Linked DNA regions of Homo sapiens: region 2 is linked to region 1. Evidence: read pairs that join two places in POLR2A ChIA-PET (ENCODE). Cell type or tissue: HepG2. All regions are shown on one strand. Links, peaks and the distances in the headings refer to the core of each region. The heading gives the core; the rest is flanking DNA.

The links. ChIA-PET counts read pairs that join two places held together with the same protein. Peaks named below come from ENCODE experiments on the same cell type or tissue, not always from the same donor. Only the 100,000 strongest peaks of a DNase experiment are listed, where the experiment ranks them.
Region 2: POLR2A ChIA-PET joins it to region 1 with 5 read pairs; 2 of 35 experiments call an interaction of 5 or more read pairs at or near these places.

The regions. Positions count from the first base shown.
Region 1 is chr12:114,698,163-114,709,088 of GRCh38, reverse strand. All of the region lies in intron 1 of TBX3-AS1 (TBX3 antisense RNA 1), which reads right to left. Among named protein-coding and RNA genes, the nearest start is that of TBX3, 19 kb to the right of the region's middle. RefSeq lists enhancers at 7,945-8,754, 9,593-10,445, 10,446-10,926. In HepG2, for the core only: no CTCF peak of the experiment used is centred there; a DNase peak (open chromatin) is centred at 5,658.
Region 2 is chr12:115,310,977-115,321,902 of GRCh38, reverse strand. LOC124903082 (a long non-coding RNA gene) reads left to right here. Exons shown (of 11, transcript XR_007063592.1): 7 at 290-408; 8 at 7,616-7,719. Among named protein-coding and RNA genes, the nearest start is that of LINC02463, 570 kb to the left of the region's middle. In HepG2, for the core only: no CTCF peak of the experiment used is centred there; a DNase peak (open chromatin) is centred at 7,782; H3K27me3 peaks cover 405 bases.

The sequences.
Region 1 (10,926 bases), core at 1,514-9,513:
CTCACGCCTGTAGTAATCCCAGCACTCTGGGAGGCCAAGGTGGGTAGATTACAAGGTCAAGAGATCAAGCCCTTCCTGGCTAACACTGTGAAACCCTGTCTCTACTAAAAATACAAAAAAATTAGCTGGGTGTGGTGGTGTACACCTGCAGTCACAGCTACTCGGGAGGCTGACGCAGTAGAATCACTTGAACCTGGGAGGTGGAGGTTGCAGTGAGCCAAGATCATGGCACTGCACTCCAGCCTGGCAACAGAACGAGACAAAAGAAAGAAAGAGAGAGAGAGAGAGAGAAAGGAAGGAAGGAATGAAGAAAGAAAGGAAGAAAGGAAGGAAGAAAGGAAGAAAGGAAGGAAGAAAGGAAGAACGGAAGATAGATTCGATTAGCCCCATTTTATTTTACCTTTTTTTTTTTCTTTTTTTGGAGACAGGATCTTATTCTGTTTCCCAGGCTGGACTACAGTAGCAGCATCATAGCTCACTACAGCCTCAACCACCTGGGCTCAAGTGATCCTCCTGCCTCAGTTTCCCGAGTAGCTGAGACTACAGGTGCACGTCACCACACCCAACTAATTTTGTTTTTGTTTTCAAAGATGAGGTCCCACTATGTTGCCCAGGCTGGTCTTAAACTCCTGTGGTTAGCCCTATTTTATAGATAAGCAAACTGAGATCTGGAAGGCCAAAGTCACTTGCCATGTGGTACCAAGACAAGAAAAGGCAGAGTGGGGCAACCTCTGAGCTAAGACCCTTAGCCATTATGATTTTTTTTTTCTTTGTGACCTTAGACAATTACTTTTCCTGTCTGATCCTCAGTTTCTCTAGGTGTAAGGCCTAGCTAAAAGGATTATTTTCCTCTTAGCTCTTCTTCTTCTCCATTACCTTTCTTTTTTTTTTTTCTTTTTTTTCTTTTTTTTTTTTTTTTTTTTTTGCTCTCCATTATCTTTCCTTTTTTTACTTTTCCCAGGAACATGTCAGAGGCAGCCTGGTGTGGAAGAAAGAGAAGTTGAGTCCCAAGTTCTAATTCTAGTTCTGCCTCCTGCTATTTGAGTGACTTCAAGCAAGTTACCTAACCTTTCTAAGCCTCAATTTCCCCAATGGTAGAATGGGAAAGAAAATAATGAGTAGGCCAGGCACGATGGCTCATACCTGTAATCCCAGCACTTTGGGAGGCCCAGGCAGGTGGATCACTTGAGCCCAGAAGTTCAAGACCAGCCTGGGCAACATGGCGAAAACCCATCTCTACAAAAATACAAAACATTAGTTGGGTGTGGTGGCGCACACCTGTAATCCCAGCTACTCAGGAGGCTGAGGCATGAGAATCACTTTAACCTGGGAGGCAGAGGTTGTGGTGAGCCGAGATCGTGCCACTGCACTCCAGCCTGGGCAACAGAGCGAGACTCGGTCTCCAAAAAAAAAAAAAAAAGGCTAGAAAGAGCCTAATTCAGAGTCCAATATAGAGGAAATGTTCAAGTAAAGGTGAGTCTCTTGTATCTTTCCCCTCTCATGCTCCCCCTACAACCCCCAATGTTCCTCACCTCCCTCAGCTCTTGGCCAAAAGGTCACCTTCTCAGTAAGACTGTCTCTGACAACCCTTTAAAATTAAGCCCTGCCATCCCTATGCCTGAACTGCCCGAACTGCTTTATTTTTTCAATGTTACTTTTCACAATCAAACATGTATTTTATCTGTTTTTGTTTATGATCATTCTCTCCCCAACTATAATGTCTTTGGGGACAATAATTTTTTGTTTGGTTTGGTTTCTTTTTGTTTTGTTTTGTTTTGTTTTTTTGAGTCAGGGTCTCACACTGTCACCCACGTTGGAGTGCAGTGGCACGATCTCAGCTCACTACAACCTCCACCTCCCAGGCTCAAGCAATCCTTCCACCACAGCCTGCAGAGTAGCTGGGACCATAGGCGTGTGCCACCATGCCCGGCTAATTTTTTGTCTTTTTGGTAGAGACAGGGTTTTGCTATCTTGCCCAGGCTGGTTTCGAACTCCTGAGCTCCAAGTGATCCACCCGCCTTAGCCTCCCAAAGTGCTGGGATTACAGGCTGAGTCACCACGCTCAGCCAGCCTAATAGTTTTTAATGTGCTTAATTCACTGCTACATCCTGAGCCCCAGACACATAGTAGGCCCTTGGTAAACATTTGCAGAATGGATGAATGAGTTAATGAATGAATGAATGAGTATCAGACCTAGTATTGGTACCTTTAGATGAAGCAAGCAAAGAGCATGGCATGGATCTTGCGTAGTGTAGCTGATTCACAAATGCTTTTGTTCTCATTTTGCTGGGACCCCAGAATCCACTGAGATCATCCTGTTCAACTCTAAGCCACGTTTGATTTACTCATGGGTGTTCTGGGTTTCCAGCTTTCTTATTTCTGTCTGTCACTTAAATCAGCCTCCAAATGCCTGTCCCAGCGGCTCAGAGTTCTTGAAGCTGTATTTCACCAAGAAAAGTGAGTGCTGCTGTCCTGGGGCCATTTGCAATTTCCCTTCCATGAGCAGAGGTGTTTCACTAAGTGCTCTGTTTAAAGGCAAAAAATGCTTCAGTTCCTGACTTATCTTTGTGAAGGGATTACTTGGTGCTAAGGTAGGACTTGTCTACAGATCCTTTGGGGCAAAAAAGCTGCAAAGGTGTTTACAGCGTGATGTTGGGGGAAAAGGGGAGGGAGGGATTCTTTTTCTGGGTGGAAAACTGAAGTTTCAGAGGGACCAGAGCTGCCCAGAACTTCACCCCAGAGGTAGAGTGTGCGTGTATTAGAATAGAGGTATTGATAGACACTTTTAGGAGAAACTTCCCTCCCCAAGCCCTGTCTCTGAGCCAAAATCAGCCTAAGCCAGACCTTGCTCTTTCCTGGCCCTCTGGGAAATATTCCTTGAAAAGCTGTTCACAGAATGGATTTTCTATTCCACAAAACCTGTCTCTTTGCCTTGGCTCGCAGTACAAGCACATTGCCCCAGCTTTCAAAACTGTGCCGATTTCTCATGAGAATCCTCCTCTGTCCCTATAGGGACCAAGAGACCAATTAGTTACTTAATAAGTCAGGGGTTCATACCCTGTTATCTTCCAATAGACTTTTATGGGGGTGTGGGAGACCATGGACAGAATTCATGGATCTGTGAACTTGGATGGAAAAAAAAAATCACACTTTCATTATCACTAAACTCGCAGTGAAATTAGTATTTCCTTCTATTATGAATATAGACAACAAACCACAGGGGGATTAGCAGTGGCTGTGACTGGGTCACCAATAGAAATCTCAGGTGTTAGGCCAGGTGCAGTGGCTCACGCCTGTAATCTCAGTACTTTGGGAGGCTGAGGCAGGCGGATCACCTGAGGTTGGGAGTTCAAGACCAGCCTGGCCAACATGGCGGAACTCCGTCTCTACTAAATATACAAAAATTAGCTGGGTGTGGTGACGCATGCCTGTAGTCCCAGCTACTCAGGAGGTTGAGGCAAGAGAATTGCCTGAACCCAGGGGGCAGAGGTTGTAGTAAGTCGAGATTGCACCACTACACTCCAGTCTGGGCAATAGAGCAAGACTCCATCTCAAAAAAAAAAAAAAAAAAAGAAATCTCAGGTGTTTGTATATAACATTACAGGTGTGACTGGGATCCTGAAATGTTGTTCTGCTCATCCCAACTTCAAAAGTACACTATTAGGGCATTGTGCCACGGCTCACGCCTGTAATCCCAGCACTTTGGGAGGCTGGGGCAGGAGGATCGCCTGAGCTCAGGAGCCTGAGACCACCCTGGGCAACATAGAGAGACCCTCATCTCAAAAAATAGTAATAAGGCCAGGTACGGTGGCTGACGCATGTAATCCCAGCACTTTGGGAGGCTGGGGCAGGAGGATCGCTTGAGCTCAGGAGCCTGAGACCACCCTGGGCAACATAGAGAGACCCCCATCTCAAAAAATAGTAATAAGGCCAGGCACGGTGGCTGACGCCTGTAATCCCAGCACTTTGGGAGGCTGGGGCAGGAGGATCGCTTGAGCTCAGGAGCTTGAGACCACCCTGGGCAACATAGTGAGACCCCCATCTCAAAAAATAGTAATAAGGCCAGGCACGGTGGCTGACGCCTGTAATCTCAGCACTTTGAGAGGCTGAGGCAGGCAGATTGTCCGAGGTTAGGAGTTTTAGACCAACCTGGCCAATATAGCGAAACCCCGTCTCTAGTAATAATACAAAAATTAGCTGGGCGTGGTGGTGCATGCTTGTAATCCCAGCTACTTGGGAGGCTGAGGCAGAGAGAATTGCTTGAAGCCGGGAGGTGGAGGTTGCAGTGAGCAGAGATCGCGCCACTGCACTCCAGCCTGGGCAACAGAGCGAGACTCTGTCTGAAAATAGTAATAATAAAATAAAATGTCAATGTAGTATATATTACAGTTCCTGCCCCCACCCTTGCCCCGTTCTACCAGTAAGGCAATGGGGACCCAGATACTTTCCCAGTGCCTGTTAATTCCCAGGGAAAGTGCCAGGCCTTTCCTTGTGGCTTCTCTGGTAGCTGGTGGCCTGCAATCTGCCCCCTCCCAGTCCTCCTAAACCTCTGTAGGGCCTGGGCTAGAAAGTCAGGGACTCCAAGTTCCTGGCGTGGGTGTCAAACATCCCTTCTGAGTGCCCTGGCTCCAGGGTCCCCCGTCCTGAAGGGCCCAGCTGAGTGCGGCTTTCATCAGCCTCTGAGAGGTGGCAACAAGTTTCAGGGCAGGGTGCCTGCTGCCCACTGCCCCCACTTTTGCAGACCAGGCAGAGTGCTGGGAGGACTGGAAGCAAGATTCCAGAGGCATCTGGAAGTTATCAGTAACTCAACTGTCTGGCCAGTGGGGTGGGTTGAGGCCAGTGGCAGAGGGCAGAAACTGGCTGGAGGGTAGAGCGAGGAATCCCACACAGATTCCTGGGGCCAGACCCAGCTCCTGGGGGGAAGGGGTGGTGATGAGCTGGCTGGAAACCCTGCACCCTGCCCAGCCCTCCTTGGGCAGCAGCACCAAAGACAGCTGAAAGTCAATGATGATATTTGTCTGAGAAGAAACAGAGAGGGAGGAGCAGGTGGGCAGAGAGGGAGAGAAGCAGGCAGCCTGCTCCACTGGGCAGCACTTGAAGACCACGGCAGGGAAGGCGGGGCTGGGCAAAGCTCACCCTCTGGTCCACTTGAAGATTCCTGCTTCAAAACTAACCCTGATGGCTTCCAGACAAGTCGGCACCAAGGGTCATTTCTGGAGGCTGTAAGTGTTGTCGATAGCAGCTGTAGGGACAGGTGTAAATCAGCCTGTGCATTCCTCCCCTCGACCCCTCCCAGCTTTCTGCACCTGAAGCAGGTTCCATTTATTACTGCAAGCCAGCTCGGGAGGTCTAAACACACACACACACACACACACACACACACACACACAGGCACACACGGATATGCAGGCATGTGCCCTGTAGGCACATTTTTCTTTTCTTTTTTTTTTTTTTTTTTTTAGTGCTCCTTTAAAGCAAATTCTATCAGCTGTTTGTTAAAGCAAAGCAAACAAGGCTTCCCAACAAAAAAAAAAAAAAAAAAAGAAAAGAAAGAAAAGGAAAAAAATCCTTGATTAGCTACCTTTTAAAATGCCTTTCCTGGCAGACTGGGAGGCAAATAAGGGAGGAGGTAGAGTGAGGGAAGTTGAGCTGCGGTTTATTTGAACTAGTTGGAGTGATGAGTTGGGAGCCTGCAGGGGGCAGGGGAGGGGGTGCAAACGCGGACTTCACCTTCACCAGACTACTCTCAAACCTTCCTTCTCATCATCCACCAGCCTCCTGTGGTTCAACAAAGTTCTGTTTTCCCAAGAGGCTGGGAGGGAGGCTGCCCTTCATCGTCCCCTCCCTCTCCGTTGCAAGCAGGAATGTCTAGGAAATTGTGCAGCCCCTCTTTATTGGGCCAAATGCACTCTGGGAATAAGGAGGACTCTGGGGAAATTCCATTTTCTCTTCTTGGCCAAGTAGTCCCTACCAACAAGAACTTCTTAGTGAGTTTGTGTAGCGTGCTGTTGGAGTGGGGAAGAGGCTTTTCTGTGAAGCCAATGACAGAGAGAAACACAATGCCTTTTTTCCCCAAGATCCCAGCCACACACTCTCCCCCACCCTCTACCACAAAGGCCCTGCTGGGGGCCCCTGGAAACCCCTAATGAATGAGAACCTCTCTCCTAAGTTGTTAGTATTTGATGCTTTATACGGTTTTGAAAACCATATTCCCCAAGGGCTGGAGGCTATTCGGGAATTGGTCGGTTTGAGAAGCTCAATCGTGATTTAATGGAGGCATTTATACCGTGCTAGATAATCTCATACGTATGTCAAGTAATACATCGGGAGGGTGGCCCGGCTCTCTGGCTCTCCATTTCCCCACCATCTTTCTTATGTTTCCTTTTGGCCACTCCTTTCCCATCCGCTTTCCTTAGTCCCCACTTTCCCCACTTTCTCTGCCTCCAGGTGCTTCTCCCTTTCTTTGTCTCACCTCTTCTCTCTCTCTCCCCCCTCTTTCTCCTCCCCCCCCCCACCTCGCCCCTGCACTTGCTTCTTGCTCTCTGTGTTTCTTAATCTTTGTCCTTTCACCCCATCCCCAGTCTGCCTGATCCATCTCTCTCTGTCATTGTCTCTTCGTCTCTAACCTTTATCTCTTCTCCTCTTCTCCTCTCCATGCCTCTCCCACTCTGTGGGTATATAAGGGTCTCTTTTTATCTTCCATGCCTGTCTGTCTTCCTCCCTTGTTTGTCCTTCTTCCCTCATCCCCAAATACCCTCTCTCACTTTCTGTCACCCTCCCTCCCCAACTCCACTGTCCTCATTCTTTTCCACCTTTCTCATCTCCTTCCGCTCATCTCCTCACCCTCCCGCCAGACGCTCAAGCTGGGGGGTTGGGAACAGCCCCAGCTCTTGCCTCGGTGGATCTGCAATGCCCCCAGAGAACTGGGAAGGGGGACAGTGGGCTTCTGCTGCTGGCTTGGAGTTTTGCAATTGTAGCCTGGCCCTGGGAGTCGGGACCTCAGCCCCACATAGCTTCTGTTGAGAGACAGGAGGACTCTGGGCCTCCCCAGGAGTCAGAAATTCTCTCTGGTCCTGTTTACATGCAGCCCCCTCCTCATTTTCAGAGATCATTGCTGCAGGGGCTCCACCCATGGATGCTCCAAGCACCCACTAATGTTCCTTTATTCTCTACAAGTTCTTATTTCTCAATAGGTCTGAGAACTTTTTCTCCTGACCTCAGGAGATGGAGAAGACCTGGACAGAGTGGAGATGGTGGAAAAGGCAGGGGATTAGATTCAAAATTAGGACACCAGGGTCTCTGAGCCTAGCTGGGGACTCTAACTCCAGTGCAAGGAGAGGAAGGGAGCACTTTGTCTCTGGGATCCGTCACAGTTTTGAGATCCCAGGATTCAGGAAAGGGGCTCACAGGAGCTAACTCTTCAGTGGGAAGCTTAATGGAGGATCTCACTTTAGTATCAACTTGGGGAGAAGACAAGTAGTGGGGTTTCAGGCTGAGATGGGAACAGCACTGGGCAAGAGAGAGTAAGAATAATAATAGAGAGAAGGCATAATATATGTCAGGTAGTCTTCTAAGAGTGTAGTCTGTGTGTGTGTGTGTGTGTGTGTGTGTGTGTGTATTATATATATAAACTCTGTGCTTCAGTATATATTTTATATATCATTATGTATATATCAATATATGTGTATATTTACTATTGTATATATAGATTTATATATTTACACACACACATACATATACACACGGAAGCACAGAGTTTAGCAAGTCCAAACAGCTAATGATTCATGAGCACTCACTGTGTGCCAGGGGCTGGGCTGAGCGATGCATATGCATGATTTCACTTACTCCTTGCAATGCTCCTCTGTGGGAGAGCCTGAGAGTCTCATTTTTTTCAGAGGCGGCAAGGGAGGCTTACAGAGGTAAATGGAGGGATACAGTTCCAAGCCTCCAATATGCCATCTCCTAAATTCCAAATGCTCAGCAGGAGGTCGGCTAACACTTCGTTGAAAGCCACTGACCCGGTCTACAAATGTCAGCAGCTATCACAGTGGACCAAGCAGGCCCACAAGGGACCACCTCTGCACACACCTGAGTGTGCACCTGCTGGCTGGAACCTGGCTTGTCCTCGCCTACACACGCAGCCTGGCACACCTGCATGGCAGAGTCCCACCAAGCTGTAGGTCCCACTTAGGGGAGACTGGGACCATGGAAGTTGGTGTGCTCCATTCCTAGTGTGGAAAACAAGATATCCCCAGTGTTTCATCTCCTCCTCTGCGCATGAAGGTGGGTAAACATCCGCGGAGTGGGACGAGCTGGAAAGCGGGTGGCTCTTGGCGTCAGGCAGGAGTTCTTCCAGTGTTGACCCCCCAACCCCCGTCCATGTACAAGAACTGCAGTCTTGCCACCAACCAACCCATTCGCCAACCCTCCCTCGCAGGCATTTCGCCCGTCCCTTCTCTGATCTACAAGGAGCAGGGAAACCGAGGCCCAAAGTAGTTGACTGTAAGCGCGCGAGGGAAGCTCGCCAGGCTCTTGTGTGCGCACCAGGCTGGGATGTGGCGAGCGGAAACCACAGTCCCGGGTCTCCTGGGGCGGCGGAAAGCAAAGCCAAGCGCGGCGCAGGCACCTCCGGGCCCTGAAAGAAACCAAAGTTGGTCAAGCGGGCAAAGGAAAAAGAAAATAAAAACACGGGTTGGGGCCTTTGGAAAGCAGGGCATTCTCCGAATCATCCGCTGGAGTCGCTACTTGAACCTCAAGGATGTGGCGTGGGATGGGGCAGTGGGTCTACAGAGCAGGGGATGGTGCGGAGACAGATTAGGTTTGCTTCTGCAGCTCGGATCTTGTTGCGGGTAGATAGATGTCTATGCAGATCCAAGCCGCTAGGCGTGGGGCAGCGGCGCGGATAACTGGAAGAAAAAGGGAGATTCTGACCTCAATTTTCAATTCCGAATTCCACGTGCATTCGAGGAAAAAGAGACGGAAAGACTGGGGCGGAGGGAGGGAGAAAGAGACAAAAGCAGAGACTGAGATAGAGACAGACGCCAGAGAAATACTAGGAGGATCGAGATTCGCGCCTTAGCGCCAAGCTGAAAGGAGCGAGGCGATTCCAGCGACCCTCGTCCTGTCTATAAACATTTGGTACCAGGCCAGGCCAGGCGGACATGTGATTCCCTGAGGCCCTCTCGGTGCCAAGCGGCGGGCAACAGGAACCCAATGTCCACCTAGAGGGGGGAACCCTCGGCCTTGCCTCTCCTTTGCTGTGTGACTCCAGGAAAGTGTCTCTACTTCTCTGAGCAACGAGTTCTGTCCGTTTAGTTCTGGTAGGGCAACCAGCACGTGGAGCAAAAAGGCCTTGAAATATGGTCGGGCGCTGTGGCTTATGCCTGTAATCCCAGCACTTTGGGAGGCCGAGGCGGGCGGATCACCTGAGGTCAGGAGTTCGAGACCAGCCTGGCTAACATGGTGAAACCCTGTCTCTACTAAAAATACAAAAAATTAGCAGCCAGGCATGGTGGTACGTGGCTGTAATCCCAGCTATTCGGGAGGCTGAGGCAGGAGAATTGCTAGCATTTGGGAGGCAGAGGTTGCAGTGAGCAGAGATCATGCCACTGCACTCCAGCCTGGGCAACAGAGTGAGACTCGGTCTCAAAAAAAAAGGCCTTGAAAAAAATTGGGTTTAGGATTTGTGCCTGCCCTCCCTTCCCCCAACAGAGCTGCTTCTGACGAAAACACCCGATCACCCGGATCTTCAGTGCCTTAGTTGACGCGGGAGAGCTTGAGAAGAAATGTTAGATGAGAACACCGCAGGTACTCAATAATTGCTCCTGTGTTGCAGGTCTGCCTTAATTCTAAATCTCCGTGGAGTGAGGACACAGGTCGCCATTACCAAGCCCTTTCAAAGCCCTGAATGATCTCAGAGGGTTCTAACCGCCTTGGAGAGGGTGAATCCAAGGTGACCCAAGGGTGAAGAACCTATCCAGCAACACACCTCAGGCCTCTGGGCTCCAAAGCCAGGGCTCATTTCCATCCTTTCCCCCTAAGTCAAGGATTCCCGACATCCCGAAACCACCCAGCCCCAGGTGCTGCCAGGCTGAGGTTGAGGCTTTAGAAAGAGCAACCTCAGGGAGGAGAGTTTGGAGAGGGCCGCTGCTGGGGTGAGGGGAGGAGCGCCTGCAGGTAGGAAACCTGGACAAAGTTCAGCAGAGAACCAGGGAGGGGGAAGGGGGACGGTGATGGTGAAAACTGGGGAAAAAAAGAGAGAAGTGAGGAGAGAGAGAGGGAGAGAGGGAGAGAGGTCAGGAGAGGGAGAGATGGAGAGGGGAAGGGGGAGAGGGAGAGAGAGAAAAGGAGAGAAAGAGAAAGGGAGAGAGAGGGAGATAGGGAGAAAGGAAGGGGGAGATAGAAAGGGAGGGAGAAGGGGAAAGGGGAAGAGAGAGAGAAAGGGAGATGGAGAGAGAGGAGGGAAAGGAAGGGGGAGAGAGGAGAGAAGAGGAGAGGAGAGAAGAGAAGAGAAAAAAGAAAGAAAAGAAGAGAGGAAACATGACGGACGCTAGAGCTCGCGAGAGCGCCTGGGTCTGCTCTGCGCGCAGGGTGCCGGGCTCAGGACGCCTAGGCGTCCAAGCTGTGTTCCCCACCGCGCCCCACTCCGCCCAAGGGGAGAGCCCCACGGACCATTGTGGCTTGCACAAAACCCGCGCCCCAAGAGCCTCTGCCAGGCCGCTGGGACTTGATTCATTTCTTGACTAATTAACTGGAAGCTATGTCGCCCCTTCTTTCAGGGCCCAATTAATTCGCCGCGGGCGGTGGGGCGGAGGCTGTGCCGCGGAGGCGCCCGCCTGGAGCCCCTTTGTGAAGGGCTGTCTGGGCCGTATTGATTCTAGACACACATGCGTGCGCATACACACACACACACGCACACACACTCAC
Region 2 (10,926 bases), core at 1,148-9,147, 610 kb before region 1:
GCCAGGGCAACATGGGGAAACCCTGTCTCTACTAAAAATACAAAAAATTAGCCAGGCGTGGTGACACACACCTACAGTCCCAGCTACTCAGGAGGCTCAGGCACAAGAATCACTTGAACCTGGGAGGCAGAGGTTGCAGTGAGTTGAGGTCACGCCACTGCACTCCAGCCTGGGCAACAGAGCGAGACTCTGTCTCCAAAAAAAAAAAAAAAGAAAGAAAAAAAAGAAAAGGAAAAAGCCTCAATGAATAATAATGTTTTTTGTGCCTCAATTGTAAATGCCCATTTAGACATTTCCAAAGGCCATGTTCAAAAAGGAATTCCAAGAACATGTGGTGGGAAGGGAATGGCATCGTATTTGTTCTGAAGGAATACTTGTGAAAAGTGGTCATGTGACAAACTCATTCAGGTAAGGTGACTAAAAACCTACGTTGTCGCTTTATCATTGCCTCCTACTTCTCTTTTGACTGGTGCCTAGAAAAGAGAGATCCAAAAGAGGGAGAGAATAATCCACAATTAAGATAAAGATTATTTTAGGGGAAAGGGAAAGGAAGGAATGAGAGCAAAAAGTGGGCCCTGGGGGTATTTCGAGACTCTGCTTTTGGCCATGCTTTGCTGCCATTTGGCAAGGCGACCCTGGCCTTGTGTGCTTAGAGTCATCTGACCGACGGTGGCCGGAAGCCGACTATGACAGAGACTTGAGATATTGCAGATCGGGTTGAGGAAGGTCAAAATAATTAGTCATTGGAGATGATATGAGGAAAGGAAGGAGGGGGAGGTTGGGGGAGTGGGTGCAACAGAAACAGTTCTAGTGTTGGAGCCGAGGAAGCCAACTCTGAAACATTTGGACCTTTGTTGTCTGACATTGCTTTTGCCACTCCTTCTTCCTTCCTCCCACCTTTGCCTTCCCCACCACCTCCTCCAAACTCCCCTGCCTTCTATCTCTGGCCCCACTGATGACCCCTCCATGTGAGTCGTAGGCTTTTACTACCCATGATTTCTTTTCTCCAAGCAAAAGAGAGAAGAGTTTATTTCATTCTCAGCAGCATCCCTGGCCAGCCTCGTCAAAGGTGAGATGATCCCAGGGTGACCTTCCTTTAGGACTGCCATTGGGAGGGTCGGGGTGGAAGACATTCCAAGAAGCAAGAGGGCACTCTCTGAAAGCGCTTTTATTACCCACGCTGCTCCCCTAGCCCTCCCCCATCATTCAGCCTACTTTGAAATTAATAAATGCACAGCTCAGAGAATGCAGGCTTTATCTAATAAAACCTCTCCCTTACTCTGCCCTCGCTCTGAACCCTTGCCTCAAGCATTTTAGTGAATTTGAGGCTGTTGATGTGGGTGGATTGACAGCCCTTGATTTGGGAGGCCTCCCTCTTTGACTGAAGACAGGTAGAGACAGTGGTGGTAGCAGCACCCAAAACAATCTGGCTGTTTCTCTCTCTCTCTCTCCTGGAAACACCCAGACTTGGGGGCCAGGGCTGAGCTTAGATGCTGCCTTCTCTGGAAAGCCTTTTTAAAGTCATGGACACTTGTGATTCTCAAACTTTGCTGCATGTTAGAATCATCTGGGGGAATTTTAGAAAATCCTGATGTTCAGGTCACATCCCAGAATAACCACGCCAGTTTCTGTCCGTGCGATTCTAACGAGCAGCTACGTTTGAAAACCAATGGCCAAGATCAGTGCTTCTTAAGCTTTAAGTTGCAAATGAACTCTCTGAGTGAAGATGTTGTTAAAACGAAGATTCTGATTCAGTAAGTACGAGGTGAGATCTGATATTCTGCATTTCTTGTTTGCTCCCAGGTGACAATGATACCACTGATACACAGACCACACTTTGAGAAGCAAGGTTCTATAGCAATGGTTCTCAATTCTTATTGCGCATCAGAATCACCCAGAAGGCTTGCTGAAACACACACTCCTGGGCCCCGTCCTTGGAGATTCGGCTTCAGTAGGTCTGGGTGGAGGGCCTGAGAATTTGCATTTCTAATAATTTCCCTGGATGACTGATCCAGGAACCAAAGTTTGAGAACCACTGGCCTAGACTGCTTTGCTCATGCCCCTCCCAGGTCTTCCAGAGTGCCTAAGCTGACTTCGTCGCAGCAGTCTTTTATTCAATCAGCTGGTGTTTACTCGGACACTTCCCATGCTGCAGGGGTTGTACCGGGCACATAGGAGGCAGTGCCTTGTAGCTGTTGTCAGCAAGAACTTTAAATGTGGAAGATGCGTTGTAAATTCCAGCCTAAGCTTTTTAGCTTCCTAACTAGGACAGATTGTTTTATCTATACAATCTGTCATAGAAGCTATTATATGTTGGAAACTCTGGAAGATCTATAATTACCCTTAACACTCAGCTCTACTTTGTAAGTTACATTTATTTATTCTTAGTTTCTAAATAGGATTACCATGGCCAGTGCCTTTCTAACAATTTTAGAGTCATTTTATTTGTGAGATTAATGATTTGAAACTTCGATTTTGTCAGAGATCTCTAGACTGACCTCTAGAGATAGGCGTGTTAAGAATTAACAGCCTTTAAATTCTGGGATACATGTGCAGAATATGCAGGTTTGTTACATAGGTATACATGTGCCATGTTGGTGTGCTGCACCTATCAACCCATCATCTACATTAGGTATTTCTCCTAATGCTATCCCTCCCCTAGCCCCCCACCCCCCAACAGGCCCCAATGTGTGATGTTCCCCTGCCTGTGTCCATGCGTTCTCATTGTTCAACTCCCACTTATGAGTGAGAACATGCAGTGTTTGGTTTTCTGCTCCTGTGTTAGTTTGCTGAGAATGATGGTTTCAGGCTTCATCCATGACCCTGCAAAGGTCATGAACTCATCCTTCTTTATGGCTGCATAGGATTCCATGGTGTATATGTGCCACATTTTCTTTATCCAGTCTATCATTGATGGGCATTTGGGTTGGTTCCAAGTCTTTGCTATTGTGAACAGTGCTGTAATAAACATTCATGTGCATGCGTCTTTATAGTAGAATGATTTATAATCCTTTGGGTATACCCAGTAATGGGATTGCTGTGTCAAATTGTATTTCTGGTTCTAGATCCTTGAGGAATTGCCACACTGTCTTCCACAATGGTTGAACTAATTTACACTCCCACTAACAGTGTAAAAGCGTTCAGTGTTTCTTTAACAGTAAAGACATTTTCATTATCAAATAATGATGTTCATGTTTTTCTAGAAAAACTATCATTACTCCATTTGTTTAAACTTTGATCTTGAATAAAAATAAAACAAGCAAAAAAAATTAACATTCTTCAGCTGGGCGCAGTGGCTCATGCCTGTAATCCCAGCACTTTGGGAAGCTGAGGCAGGTGAATCGCTTGAGGTCAGGAGTTCAAGACGAGCCTAGTCAACATGGTGAAATCTGTCTCTACAGAAAATACAAAAATTAGGTGGGTGTGGTGGCACGCACCTGTAGTCCCAGCTATTCAGAGGCTGAGCTAGGAGAATCGCTTGAACCCATGAGGCAGAGGTTACAGTGAGCCGAGATCACACCACTGCACTCCAGCCTGGGTGACAGAGCAAGCCTCTGTTTCAAAAAAAAAGAAAGAAAGAAAGAAAGAATTAACAGCCTTCTTTCTAGAAGCAGGGATCTGCCCAGTTAGCAAGGAGATTGGGTGGACCAATGCTGGGAATAGAATCCTGAGATTAAAGATATTGTTATTAAAAATATCTCTAATGTCCTTTGAAGTGAGGAGGCTCATTGCCTTTTCCCATTTCAAGAACCTCAGCAATTTTGAGGCACCAGAATTTTCCCTTTAAATCTAACTTCTGTCTTTCTTACTTTATTGTCAGTCCATTTTTAAGCCAAATCACTGAGTTATGACTCACATTGAAACGCTGTGCATCTTTAATGCACACAACTTGATGAGTTTGGAGATAAGTGTACACCTGTGAAGCTATCACCACAATCAACACCATAATCATTTCAATCACCTCCAAAAGTTTCCTTCTGCCCTCTTTGTTTGATATGGTTATTATTACTGTGATAAGAAGACAATGTAAGATCTATCCTTCTAGCATATTTTTAGTATACAATAGAATATTCTTAACTATAGCTACTATGTTGTCCTCTGGATATCTAGGACTTATTTATCTGGCATAATCAAAACTTTGTATCATTTGACCAACATCTCTCCGTTTCACCCTCCCTGTAGGCTTGGCAATCACCACTCTGCTCTCTGCTTCTGTGAGTTTGACTATTTTAGATTCTTCATAGAAGTGGGTTCATGTAGTACTTGTCCTTCTGTGCCTGGCTTATTTCACTTACCATAATATCCTCCAAGTTCATCCACATTGTTTCAAATGGCAGGATTTTCTTGCTTTTTAAGGCTGAATAACAATTCATTATATGTATATACCAATTTTCTTTATCTGTTTATCTGTCAGTGGACATTTAGATTGCTCTCATGTCTTAGCTATTGTGAATAATGCAATTCCGATTTCAATTCCTTTGGATATACACCCAGAAGTGGGATTTCTGGATTATATAATGATCTATTTTTATTTATTTATTTATTTATTTATTTATTTATTTTGAGACAGTCTCGCTCTGTCACCCAGGCTGGAGTGCAGTGGCACCATCCCAGCTCACTGTAACCTCTACCTCCTGGATTCAAGTGATTCTCCTGCCTCAGCCTCCCAAATAGCTGGGATTACAGGCATGTGTCACCACACCCAGCTAATTTTTTAATTTTTATTAGAGACAGAGTCTCATCATGTTGCCTGGGCTGGACTCAAACTCCTGGCCTCAAGAGATCCACCTGTCTTGACCTCCCAAACTGCTGGAATTACAGGTGTGAGCCACTATGCCCAGCCATGATGACCTATTTTTAACTTTTTGAGCAACCTCTGTACTGTTTTGCATAGTGGTTGCACCAATTTACATTCTGACCAAAATTATACAAGAGTTCTCTTTCTTCCACATCCCCACCAAAACTTGTTATCTTTTTAAGACAATAGCCATCCTGACAGGTGTGAGGTGAGATCTCATTGTGGTTTTGATGTGCATTTCTCTGATGATGTTGAGCATCTTTTCATAGCTATTGGTCATTGGTTTGTTTTCTTTGGGAAAATGTCTATTCAAGTCTTTTACTCCTTGAAAAATCTGGTTCTTCTTCACTTCCTTCCTTCCTTTCTTCTTTTCTTCCTCCCTTCTTCCCTTCTTTTCTTCTTTATTTCTTTGCTTCCTCTCTTCTTTTCTTTTCCTTTTCTTTTCTTTCCTTCCTTCCTTTCTTTCTTTCTGTCTCTCTTTCTTTCTTTCTCTCTCTCTTTCTCTTTCTTTTTTCTCTCTCTCTTCCTTCCTTCCTTTCTTTCTTTCTTTCTTTCTTTCTTTCTTTCTTTCTTTCTTTCTTTCTTTCTTTCTTTCATTCTTTCCCTCCCTCCCTCCCTCCCTCCCTCCCTCCCTTCCTTCCTCTCCTCTCCTTTCTCCCTTTCTCTCCCTCTCTCCTAGTAAATTGTAGGAGTTTCTTATATCGTTTGGATATCAACCCTTAATGATATATACAGCTATGGTTTGCAAACATTTTCTCCCGTTCTGTTAGTTGTATTATCATTTTGAAGTTTTTTTGTTCTGTGAAGAAGGTTTTTAGTTAGATATAGTCCAATTTGTCTGTTTTTGCTTTTGTTGCTTGTGCTTTTGGTGCCATATCCAAGGAATCATTGCCAATGTCAATATCAAGGACACTTTTTCCCATTTTTTCCTAGGAGCTTTATAGCCTCAGATCTTAATTTAAATATTTAATTCATTTTAAGTTTGTTTTTGTGTATGGTGTAAGATAAGGGTCCACTTTCATTCTTTTGCACATGGATATCCAGTTTTACCAACACCATTTATTGGACAGAATACTCTTTCTCTAAGTGTGTTCTTGGGACCCTTGTCAAATATCAATTGACTATATAATCACAAGTTTATTCCTGGGCTTTCTGTTTGTTCCATTGGTCTACATGTCTGTCTTTATGCCAGTACTGTATTGTTTTAATGCCTGTAGCTTTGAAACATATTTTCAAATTAGGAAGGGGTGATGCTTCCAGCTTTGTTCTTCTTGTTCAATAGTGCTTTGGTTTCTGGGTAACTTGTGGTTCCATAAGAATTTTAGAATTTGTTTTCTATTTCTGCAAAAAAAAAATGCCATTGGGATTTTGATAGGATGGTATTGAAACTATAGATAGCTTTGGGTAGTATAGACATTTTAAAAATATTAATATTAATTGTATCAGTCCATTTCATTTAGTTGTTATCCAATAATCTGAAGACTTACTGAGGATAAGAATTGTGTCAGAGTATTTCCCTTTTATCTTTCTTGATTAATGGGCTGGTGCATAGTAAATATTAACCAAATGAATGAATGCAGAGATGAAGATTAAGGGCCTTGAGGAGGGTGGTGGAGCTGGAATTTGGACCCAGCTCTATGTAAGTTTAGAATCTCTGCCCTCCCTAAGAATTAATTTTTGCAGGCACCTGAATTCACTCATATGTCATTGAGAAGAGGCTATGGACTCAAAAGACTGGAGTCCTTTTCTAACAGCTTTGAAATCATAAAATGAAAAGAATGAAGATTTCTTTTAATATATTGACAAATTTTGGCACACCATAGAAGGGGTTTTCCTATGTTATTGGAGATACTTCTAGGTCATGCATTGTCATAGCAGAACTACAAATACTTAATTATTTTTCTACCTTACCTAAAATGTGTTTACCACTCTAGCAGGTTGCTCTCCTAATGACTGCTATGAAACAGAGCCATGGGTTCTTTGTACGTCCCAGCCTACTAGAGTCAGGTGGAGCCATGTGTCCAATTCTGTCTATTGGGCTGAGAGAAGAGGGAATACATGTCATTCCCATGCCAAAGCACACAAATCAGATGTGGGTTCTCCATGAGCTCTCTTCCCCTTCTGTGGTGACCATGGCGGACTAATATTGCAGATGATGCAGCTAAGACTAAGTAGTCAACGGATCCTGCCATCATCCTGGATCCTTGAATGGCTATGTGGAGCAGAGCCCCCTTACATTACCTGCTGGGCATACAACATGAATAAGAAATCAACCTTTATGATATTGAATCACTAAAATTCCAGGGAAATTGTCTGCAAAATAGTCTAGGCTCTTTTGAATAATTTAACTCCCAACAGAACAAGCCAAGTTTGTTCTCTCATGGGGATCTTTGTTAAAATTGATGGTCTTTCTGAATTATTTTCTTTTTCTAGCAATTCAAATTGTACCCAGCTCCCACCACCCATTTAACCTGTGACACCGTCATTGGCAGCCATAGTCAACAATGATTTCTTCCTGTAGTTCATTCATTTCACAAATATTTCTTGAGTATTTATTATGTGCCAAGTAGATTAAATAAAAATTAATGAGCCTAAGTACTAAGGTAGAGAAAGTACATGTTTCCTGGCCTTAATACCTCTCTAGGACCTTTTTAGTCTCCGATTACCTTATTTTTTCACAATGTGTTTATATGATCTTCTGCTCTAGTTTTATGAGTGTTTGGCTGGCCAGGGAGGATCCTGATGTTCTTAAATAACCTTTCTTTTATGCCCTTTTCTTCTCTCTTTTCTCTTCTCTGTGAATTTTTGCTGCCTTAGGCTGTCAAATAAACACATTGCTAGGAGGATCACCTCAACCTGTAGGAACTTCCTTCCTGCCAAGAAGCTGGTTCATTCATCACCAAGCATCATCATCATGGAATGTAAGTGCACGCTTTGCTCTGGGCTCTCACTCCCACTGGGACTTTGACCTGGACTCAGTCAGCTGCTTGATTTTCAGAAAGGAGGCTGACCCTGTGGGGTAGACAAAAGCTTGTTTTGATAGTCATCACCACGTGGAAGCTGTGTGTATGTGCCAATTTACACAGCATCAAGGTTTTAGGTTTGCTACATGGAGTTTGGCTCCATCAGGTAAAGCACTGCAGGTTTAGGGAAGCTTAGTTTTTCCTGGCTTTGATGCTCTCCTCTAGACGGAAGGGACTTGTAACAGCTGAGTTGAGAGGTAACCCGTGATACCCGGCGCCCAGATTGGGGAAATGCCCTGCTTAATGTAGCACAGTGAGTGGGGATGGGAGCTGGAACTAGAAGCCAGGACTCATGGGTCCTAATGCAATGTGCATCCTTTCATATCATACTCTCTGGCTACACTTTTCAGGACAAATATTATAATTATTTCAGCCTCCCTTATGAGGCAAAATTATCTAAATAAAAATAATAACTAATAACAATAATTTCTACCATATAGTTAACACTCAGTCTATACCAGGCTTGAACAGGGTAGACCATATACTAAGAGGGTAGTAGGCCCTCAACAGGTAATAATTGGATGGGTGAATGAAAGACAGCATAGCAAAGTGCTTAAGAGGAGGGGTGGGGTTCAAATCCTGGCTCATACAGTTACAAGCTGCAAGACTTTAGCAAGTGAACACAACCTCTCTCTGCCTCATTTTCTGCAATGTTCACATTGGCATAATAATATTGATAACCATTGAAAGGATTGAATGAGGTGGTGCAAGCAAACACTTACTGGCATGCAGTGGGTGCTTGATAACGGGAAACCAATTACTACCCTTATCATCATCATCGTCATCGTCATCATCTTCACTCTTGCTTAGAGGGAGGAACAGAGAAGGTTAAAGTTAGAGGCAGGAAGCCTACTTAAGATGCTATTGTAATTATCCACTCAGTATCTCCCATTACTGAGCCCTTTCCACCTGCCAGACACCGTGCTAAGTGCTTGATGTGCAATATCCCTGGTAACATCATTCTGAGTTTTATGTGTACATTAGACAAAACAAACAGCAAGCAGGATTCAAAATATTTGTCCCCACTCCATAAACAAACCTGCCTGTGTCATCACCATGAGCCTCGTCTCAACATCCTAACTTTGTAAGGCATTTTCCAAAATCAGAGAAGACTCTGCACAATAGAAATTTGGATGCTGGGCCACTGAGAGTTTCACAACTTGTGTCCCCAAAGTATAGTGCCAGCCACCATTCTTCTATGGGGATTCTAGTTTCATGAACTTTATCACAGGGGTTGCTGGAGAAAAAGTCATAGATGTGATAGATGCCTTGAAGCCAGAAACAGCTGTGCCCAGTAGCATCAAACATGAATAGGACTCTGAGTCAGTCTCATATTCTTTTCTCATAGGGACCAGAGTTTCTCTTTCACCAAAGAAAAATGCTTAGGGAAGGAAGCGTTACCCTGCCATATGTCAGCCTTGACAGATAAGCCAGTGCTACAATGGATTTACCAATCCCATGACATTGTATAAAAACTTTCTCAGACCTAGCCACAATTTTGGTATTCTTTCTGAGGACTTTGGAGAGGCAGACCGATCCTTTCATTGGTCATCTGAAAAAAAAAAAAAAAAAAAAAAAAAAAAGAGTCACTACCAAGTCGGTGGGGCTGAGCTGGGGTCTGTGGAGAAATTTCATGTATAAGTTTGGTAAAGCTTCCAGGTCTTCTGGATCCAAGGCAGATCTTGACAATTCAGAACAGTCCTGTGAATTGCTCTGAGGCCATCTCCATGTAGTTCTCCCATGCAATTAGTTACATCTCCTCCTGAAGCTTTCATGGGATGAGCAATTTGATGAATAAAAACAAACAAACAAACAAAAACTTGAGACTTGAGTGCAAAGTATTATTTGGAAATCTTACCTCCTAATGAACTTATTTCAAAGGCAGCTTACCGAGTTTGGTTGAAGGTATGAAGGTAAGAAGTACCTCTACAAATTTATGTAGGGTGGAGGTGGCATGTCCGATTGCCCACATGACACAGTGCTTGTGCAATGCAAAGAACGTTCAAGAATCATCTGCTGTAGGAATGACAGAGAAGCTTCTTCTCAAAGTCTATCTTTTATCAGTGGGTAGTGGCTCCCTGAAACTCTCAGCTGAGATAAATCCTGAGACCTCATCTGGGTTCAACAGGAAAAATAAATAAAATGAGTGACTAGTGATGTCTGTTGTGGATGCGACAATAGAGAGTTATGACCTGTGAGCCAAATATATACTCTCCTACCTACTGTCCAATTTTCTCATTTTCTAGATGGGCAATCTGAGTTTCACGTAAAAGTTACTTGCCCGAAGTTACATAATGTACTACAAGTTAACTCCACATTAAGTTAACACCAATGCGTCTTTTCTACCACATTATAAAATTTAGCTCCAATCACCCATGAGAGGAAAGCAGGCTGATTAAAGAAAAAAATTGTGTATGGCCTCACAATATAAGTTTAGTTTGCTGGTTTCCACCAACATCTGACATATTGGTGACTTATGCATTGTGGTTTATTTTAAAGCTGCCCCCATTTTTTTTTCTTTGCAAAGAACCTGAATTATTTTAACGGGCCACTTTGTGCCAGTCATTTACAAGCCATGGGAACTTCTTGAATTTACACAGTCAGATTAAAGTTATTGTGAAACAGGGTGATGCAGCTTTCACAGGGGATATCCAAGCGACAGGGGTTGTTGACTTGTTATTTGTTGAGTGATGGGCCCTAAACTTCCCCCAGTGATATGTTACACCACCCTGATCCTTTTTCTCCCATTTCCATGGTGTCCTCTTCCAGACTGGCTGGCGCAGCTGAAAAATAAACACTGGGTGTCCCCCGCATATGGTGTGAGGAGTGGGAAGAGAGGAATCATATTTATTTTAGATGCACCCTGGAGATCTTGACACTAATGCATTTCTATCTCTCCTCTCAATTCCATGAGTGGACGCTTAATATGATCTCTGGCTATTGCAAGGGAGGAGGCCAGTGTGACAGCAAATCTGGGATCCAACCCAGACAAACAGTGGGAAAGCAAATATCCTGACAGACCAGTATGGAAAATTCTCCTTTCTTTAGAAGACAGATCTGTCCCCCTTATTTAATCCCCGGCACAGCTGCTCTACTCAGGGCATA